Linked DNA regions of Homo sapiens: all the other regions are linked to region 1. A link is an interaction called in ENCODE POLR2A ChIA-PET data of the cell type or tissue named here. Cell type or tissue: GM12878. All regions are shown on one strand. Region 1 has its middle 5.8 kb from the start of PECAM1. Region 2 overlaps POLG2 (DNA polymerase gamma 2, accessory subunit). Region 3 overlaps LOC112268204 (a long non-coding RNA gene).

Region 1 (2,500 bases):
TGTACCAGAATACATTCCAAATGGACCAGTGATATGAATGTACAAATAAACCCATAAGAGTCCTAGAAGGGGCCAGGCACAGTGGCTCATGCTTGTAATCCCAGCACTTTGGGAGGCCGAGGTGGGCAGATCATCTGAGGTCAGGGGTTCAAGGCCAGCCTGGCCCACATATAGTGAAACCCTGTCTCTACTAAAAAATACAAAAATTAGCTAGGCGTGGTGGCACATGCCTGTAGTCCCAGCTACTTGGGAAGCTGAGGCAGGAGAATCACTTGAACCTGGGAGGCAGAGGTTGCAATGAGCCAAGATCATGCCACTGCACTTCAGCCTGGGCAACAGAGCAAGACTCTGTCTCGCAAAAAAAAAAAAAAAAAAAAGTTCTAGAAGAAAATACAAAAGAAGAAAAGAAGTCCTTACAACCTTGAATGGCAGAGGCTGGTTTAACTAAAACTTAAAATCCAGAAGCCATAAAATTGATTGATAAATTGTACTTTATGAAAAAAAAGTTCTGTTTTGCCAAAAAAAAAAAAAAAAAAATTAGTCAAGAGAAAAACTACTAACTGGAAAAAATGTTTGCAACTCACATCACGGACAAAGAGCTAACTTCCCTAGTGTGTGAAGAACACTCATAAATTAAGAAGAAAAAGTTCGGGAGTCTGTCTAAGCTACTCTGGCTTGGGAGGCTGCCTGATTAAAAGAAAGAAAATAAAAGAGAAGAAGAAAAAGAAAAGACCAACAATCCAATAGAAAAATGGGCAAAGAATATGAACAGATAGTTTCCATAATGTAAGAAAAAGTATCTGAAATTGGAAATAGGCAAAAATGAGTACTGCATGCCTGTCCAGGGTTTACCTCACACTCTAAGGTTATTAACGTTTGTTTGACTTGCTATTTACAGTAGACTAGAATACTTTACAATCAGTAGGGGAGGGTAAACATTAACTTGTAGAAAGTCAGTAAGGATGCAAAGGATTCTTATTATCTGTGGCAGAGGGGTGGGTGGCAGAAACTGAGCAGTTGGGGACTTTTCTTTGTAAAGCTTTCTGTACTTTTGTTATTTAAATCATGTGACTGTATTACCCTTTCACTTTTTTCTTTTTTTTTTGAGATGGAGTCTTGCGCTGTTGCCCAGGCTGTTGTGCAGTGGCACTATCTCAGCTCACTGCAACCTCCACCTCCAGGGTTCAAGTGATTCTCCTGCCTCAGCCTCCTGAGTAGCTGGGACTACAGGCATGTGCCACCATGCCCAGCTAATTTTCGTATTTTTAGTAGAGATGGGGTTTCACCGTGTTGGCCAGACTGGTCTTGAACTCCTGACCTCGGGTGATCCACCCACCCACCTTGGTCTCCCAAACTGCTGGGATTACAGGCGGGAGCCACCGTGCCCGGCAGTATTACCTTTAAAATTTTAATTAAGAAATTGAATTTCTGTTCAGCTTTATGAAGTATTATATAATTGACATAAAATAAGCTGTGTTTAAAGTATACACTCAGAAAAGTGTTGACATGTGTATACTGATGAAACAACCTCCACAATCAAGGAAGCAGACACATCCACCACCCCCAAAAGGTTCCTATGCCCCTCGTCTCCCTTGCCCTCTGCACCCTCCCCACTGCAAAGATTGATCTGCTTTCTGATTAGTTTCCATGTTCTGGAATTTTGTAAAGATTCATACAGTATGTACCTTTTATTATTATTATCATTATCTTTGGTGTGTCTTTTTTCTTTTTCTTTTTTTTTTTTTTTTGAGACAGAGTCTCTCTCTGTTGCCCAGGCTGGAGCACAGTGGCACAATCTCGGCTCACTGCAACCTCCACCTCCCAGGTTCAAGCAATTCTCTGCCTCAGCCTCTGGAGTAGCTGGGATTACAGGCACCTGCCACCACGCCTGGCTAATTTTTTGTATTTTTAGTAGAGACAGGGTTTCACCGTGTTAGCCAGGATGGTCTCGATCTCCTGACCTCGTGATCCGCCCGCCTCGGCCTCCCAAAGTGCTGGGATTACAGGCGTGAGCCACCGCGCCTGGCCTTTTTTTTTTTTTTTTTTTTTTTTGAGACAGGGTCTTGCTCTGTGGCCCAGGCTGGAGTGCAGTGCCGCAATCTTGGCTTGCTGCAACCTCTGCCTCCTGGGTTCAAGCAACTCTCCTGCCTCAGCCTCCCGAGTAGCTGGGATCACAGGTGTGCACCACCATGCCCAGCTAATTTTTGTATTTTTAGTAGAGATGGGATGTCACCATGTTGGCCAGGCTGGTCTCAAACTCCTGACCATAAGCAATCCGCCCACCTCAACCTCCCAAACTGCTGAGATTACAGGCATGAACCACCGCACCCAGCCAACATCTTTTTTTTGAGACAGGGTCTCACTCTGTCTCCTAGGCTGGAGTGCAGTGGCACAATCATGGCTCACGGCAGCCTCAAACTCCTGAGCTCAAGCAATCCTCCCACCTCAGCCTCCCAAGTAGCTGGGACTACAGGTGTGCACCACCACGCACAGCTAATTT
Region 2 (2,500 bases), 93 kb after region 1:
TAACTGTTCTTCAGCCTTTATTGGTCTGCTTCACTGTTCTCTAAAAAATATATTTGGACATTAACCATAAAATCAACTAAAAACAGATACAAAATGGCCTAAGAGGCTGGGTGCAGTGGTTTACGCCTATAATCCCAGCACTTTGGGAGGCTAAGGCAGGAGGATTGCTTGAGCCCAGGAGTTCAAGACCAGCCTGAGCAACACAGCGAGACCCCATCTCTATTAAATAATTTTAAAAAAAGAAAGAAATGGCCTCAGAAACATTTCAAGAAAGCATACTAAATGACAGAAATTCTACTTAATATTTTATAACATGTTCAACTAATGATAAATAATTTTGTGAACTCTGGAAACAGAAAAGGAACAATGTCATGGAAGAGAAAAATTTCTGCAATAGGAAAACTCTTCATTAGTGAAAATGATACCAATAAAAGAACAAAATAATCTGGGCATGGTAGTTCACACCTGTAATCTTAGCACTCAGAAAGGCAGAGGCAGGAGAACAGCTTGAGCCCAGGAATTCAAGACCAGACTGGGCAACATAGCGAGACCCCATTCTTCATACAAAAGAAAAAAAAGAACAAAATAAGACACTAATAGCCACAATACAAAAATCATCTTTAAATCCCTAGTCACAAGGTTGAGCTGTTCGTTAACTATGATAATAACCAATAAGTTTCATTTGAGAGCTGAGTACCCCAAAATGAAGTGTGATGGTGGTGGAGTTAAAGGAAAATGTTCACCAGTTAATAAGCCTTCTAGTTTTTCATTAGTTATTCATATTTAAAAATTCCAGCCTGGTCAATATGGTGAAACCCTGTCTCTACTAAAAATACAAAAATTAACCGGGCGTGGTGGCGCACACCTATAGTCCTAGCTACTCAGGAGGCTGAGGCAGAAGAACTGCTTGAACCTGGGAATCGCGACACTGCACTCCAGCCTGGGCAACAGAGTGAGATGCTGTCTCAAAAAATAAAAAAATAAAAATTAATCTACTTTCTACTCATTATATATAAACTCCTATGTTTTTGCTATATATTTTTTCTTTTTCTTTTTTTTTTTTTTTGAGACATGGTCTCATCCTGTTGCACAGGCTGGAGTGCAGCAGCACAGTCTTGGCTCACTGATGATCCTGGAACAATATATTGCTACAAAAGGTAAGGAAGTGCTCGTCAAGACAATGATGGAAATATGTCAAAAGGACACTGGCCAAGTCTAGGACAATTTGACCATCAAAATAAATAATGACAGTAACACACTGTAACCCCCTGAGAAAGTAATCTGTGAAATACCAATTTAAAAAAAAAATGGAGGAGAAGGAAAAGCTCTACAGTATATTGCTGACCAGTAAATCTAGAAGGAATGATGGAATTTGTTTTTTTTTAAAAAAAAAAAAAAGGGAAGGGGAAAAAAACACCATTGGCAAACCTCATCGTAGTAACTGATTTGAGCAAGAATCATCAAGGGATGCTGCAACCAGTAAGGCAAAATTTGGTGACATGGCCAAACATGGTGACTCATTCTTATAATCCAAGCATTTTGGGAGGCTGAGGCAGGGGGATTGTTTCATCCCAGGAGTTCGAGACCAGCCCGGGCAACAAAGCTAGACCCCGTCTCTACAAATATTAAACCATCAGTCGGGCATGGTGATACATGCTTGTAGTCCTAGCTACTTGGGAGGCTGAGGCAGGATTGCTTGAGCTCAAGAGTTTGAGGTTGCAGTGAGCTATCACCATACCACTGTGTTTCAGCCTGAGTGATAGAGTGAGATCCTGTCTCAAATAAAGAAAAAAAAAAATCACCATTTGGCAAACCTCACATTAGTAACTGATCTGGGCAAGAATCATCAATGGATGCTGCAACCAGTAAGGCAAAATTTGGTGACAAAGAAATTGTCTGCATCATCTTAAAGTATCTGCCCACAACACTTATTAATTACTAGTTAATTTTTTTGTTTTTTTTTTTTGAGACAGAGTCTCGTTCTGTCGCCAGGCTGCAGTGCAGTGGCACGATCTTGGCTCATCGCAACCTCCACCTCCCGGGTTCAAGCGATTCTCCTGCCTCAGCCTCCCAAGTAGCTGAGACTATAAGGGCAAGCCACCACATCCAGCTAATTTTTGTATTTTTAGTAGAGATGGGGTTTCACCACATTGGCCAGGATGGTCTCAATCTCTTGACCTCATGATCCTCCCACTTCGGCCTCACAAAGTGCTGGGATTACAGGCGTGAGCCACTGCGCCTGGCCGTTAATTAATAAATACAAACTATTTATTAGCTTTACACTGGAGAAATCTAGTAGAAACCATCTTAACTAAATGATAAAAGTTAACATCACCAGTAACACTCCTCATATGACACACTGAGAAGAGAGCTTCTCAGTACTACCACTTCTGTAGTACTCCCGACAAAAATACATAAATCACGTGGAAACAGCAGACAGATCCCAGCCAAGGCATATTCTACAGATTAACTAGACTGTACTCTTCAAAAATGTCAAGGT
Region 3 (2,500 bases), 480 kb before region 1:
AAGCAAATGCTTCTAGAAGTGATTGGCTGTGGTGTTGGCAACCAACATTGAACACCCACACCCCTGTGGCCTAGGATGTGAATGCTGGGGCCCTGCCATCTCCCTACTTTCAGAGGGGAAGACAGAGCTCCTTTTTCTGCCGTCACTCCTGAAGCATTACCGGACCAGCACCCCAGACTCATCACCTGCTGGGAGGGCACTGTGCTGTGAGCTGTTCTCCAGGCAGGCCTGTGTGAGGATCCAAGAGGGGTGTCATCGATGATACCAGCTCCGAAAAATATGGGGCCAAGGGAGGGTGGAGTCACCACTTTCCCCTGCTCCTTCCAGCACCAGCAAAGAGGAGGAGCCAGGTGCGAATGGAAGAGGGTCCCTGAGCTCCAAGTAGAAGAAGGTCCCTGCCTCCCCCACCATCCTTCCTCCAATGTCAGCTGGGACAGGGAGCCCCCATGACAGGGCCTTTTAGCCAGTGCTGGGGACTTAGATGTGGATTTTCGGCCATGGAAGAAGTCTCCAGCCTCCTTTAGGAATGAGGGTGGCAGGGGCCCTAGTTGGGGACCACTGCATAACTCCGCAGGTGGGCACAGGGGTGGCGAGGCTCCCCAGACAGGTTACTGCCAGGAACACGTGGGACCAGCCAGGGCAGGGGAGTGTCTCCTCTCACCTCTCCACTTCTGTTGACCCCAGAATTATGGTGACTCAGAGGACTCTAGGGACCCCTGGGGAAACACCTTTATAAGGGGTTACCATGGCAGCCATGGACCAGAGGGAAGAACTGAGGCCCTCAGGTGTGGGTAGAAGTCGATGATCGTTTTCTCTAGTCTAGATCTTCCCAGAGCCTTGAGCAATGGAGACCATGTCTATCATTCATTGCTGGTAAAAAATCAACTTTGCATTAGACTTGGGATTCTCCTAACAGTACTGGGAAGTTGCCCACTGTTGGGGCATCACTTGGGTCCAGATCCTTGGCTCCTGCAGGCTGAGAGACTACTCAGGGAGAGCCTCCACATGGCCAGTGGGGAGAGGCTGGGCTTCGCGCCTCTGGCGTCAGCTTCAAAAGGCTCAGAATAGGCCGGGCGCAGTGGCTCATGCCTGTAATCCCACCACTTTGGGAGGCCAGGGTGGGTGGATCATGAGGTCAGGAGTTCAAGACCAACCTGGTCAAGATGGTGAAATCCCGTCTCTACTAGAAATAGAAAAATTAGCTGCGCATGGTGGTAGGTGCCTGTAATCCCAGCTACTCAGGTGGCTGTGGCAGGGAATTGCTTGAACCCGGGAGGTGGAGGTTGTAGCGAGCTGAGATCATGCCACTGCACTCCTGCCTGGGCAACAGAGCGAGACTCTGTATCAAGAAAAACAAAAAAAAACTCTACGTAATCTCACAATCATCTTGGTTCTTTTAAAGAACCTGCCTTTATAATTTAGGATCCATGAATTTCTCTGTGTGTTTGGAAGCCCTTCCTATGTCCAACCTCGACTAACTCTAGGGTTCTGTGTGCCTGCTGTGGAAAGTCACAGATCTGCTGTTGATCCTAAAGTGGTGTCTTTCAGGCTTCAAGATCTCCTGTTAGGTTCAAGACTGTGGGGTTGAGGACGATCACATTTTTCGAAGCCATTCTCACCGGTCTTAGGGATCGCCTCCAAGGGACTGGTGGGTGCTCCTTCCACTCTCACTTTGGTGATTTGAGGCGCACACTTCTCACCTGCAGCTCTGTTCTTTCTTCCTTGAGATCAGAGGCTGGTTATTGTACTGGGACATACTCTACCTCCTTTTGGCTTCTAATGTCCTTTCCATGAGTTTGCTACCGAGTCAATTACTTGGCTCATTGGATTGAGGTCTTCAGAGAATATTATATGGGGATTCCCAAGGGCTCTCCTAGGGGAGGTGAGGAAGATGATCAATACTTCTGCGTGTCCACCATGTGCTTGGCACTCTACTGACCATAGGGATGTGAGTGAGGATACTGAGGCTCAAAGAGATGAGGTGGCTTGCCTGGAGCTCTCCCAGTTTCTAAGTGATGGCTTCCAAGGCCCCCGGGCTTTCCTTCCATGCCAAGCTCTTTAGAAGTCTCATCTAGTAAAGGTGGTGGCACTACTAGGCATGGACAGAACTTGCCTCAGTGCAAAGCTAGCAGGACAGGGGTGAGGTCCCTACACAGGATGTTCAATGAAGATGGGGGGAATTGAACACAAGGAACTTCAGCCACAGAATGAGGTGTCCATAGGCATTAAGGAAAGTGGTAGAAAAGAAGCACCCAGCGTAGCTCGGGTTAGTGAACCGAGGCACTTCATGCTGCATATTTGTATTGCACGTTTCAGTGTACATCGTGTTTCACTTCCTATATCTCGTTGGACACTTCAGTTTGCCATATGATATGTCCAGGGGGTTCAGGCACGGAGGAAGGGCCTCGGAAGACCTCGGGGGGAGAGGGGCAGGCACTGCTGTGTATTGATGGGGGGATTGTTTGCACTGGTTGATGATCTCTGAACAACCAAGAAGTAC

Evidence for each region. Peaks named below come from ENCODE experiments on the same cell type or tissue, not always from the same donor. Only the 100,000 strongest peaks of a DNase experiment are listed, where the experiment ranks them.
Region 2: POLR2A ChIA-PET joins it to region 1 with 10 read pairs; 4 of 35 experiments call an interaction of 5 or more read pairs at or near these places.
Region 3: POLR2A ChIA-PET joins it to region 1 with 12 read pairs; 2 of 35 experiments call an interaction of 5 or more read pairs at or near these places.

The regions. Positions count from the first base shown.
Region 1 is chr17:64,395,396-64,397,895 of GRCh38, forward strand. No RefSeq gene overlaps it. Among named protein-coding and RNA genes, the nearest start is that of PECAM1, 5.8 kb to the left of the region's middle. In GM12878, no CTCF peak of the experiment used is centred here; a DNase peak (open chromatin) is centred at 976.
Region 2 is chr17:64,487,978-64,490,477 of GRCh38, forward strand. The region is part of intron 4 of POLG2 (DNA polymerase gamma 2, accessory subunit); the gene reads right to left. It also overlaps a transcript of MILR1 not described here. Among named protein-coding and RNA genes, the nearest start is that of POLG2, 7.8 kb to the right of the region's middle. RefSeq lists a silencer at 2,005-2,179. In GM12878, no CTCF peak of the experiment used is centred here; no DNase peak of the experiment used is centred here.
Region 3 is chr17:63,913,613-63,916,112 of GRCh38, forward strand. The region is part of intron 1 of LOC112268204 (a long non-coding RNA gene); the gene reads left to right. Among named protein-coding and RNA genes, the nearest start is that of CSHL1, 3.6 kb to the left of the region's middle. In GM12878, no CTCF peak of the experiment used is centred here; no DNase peak of the experiment used is centred here.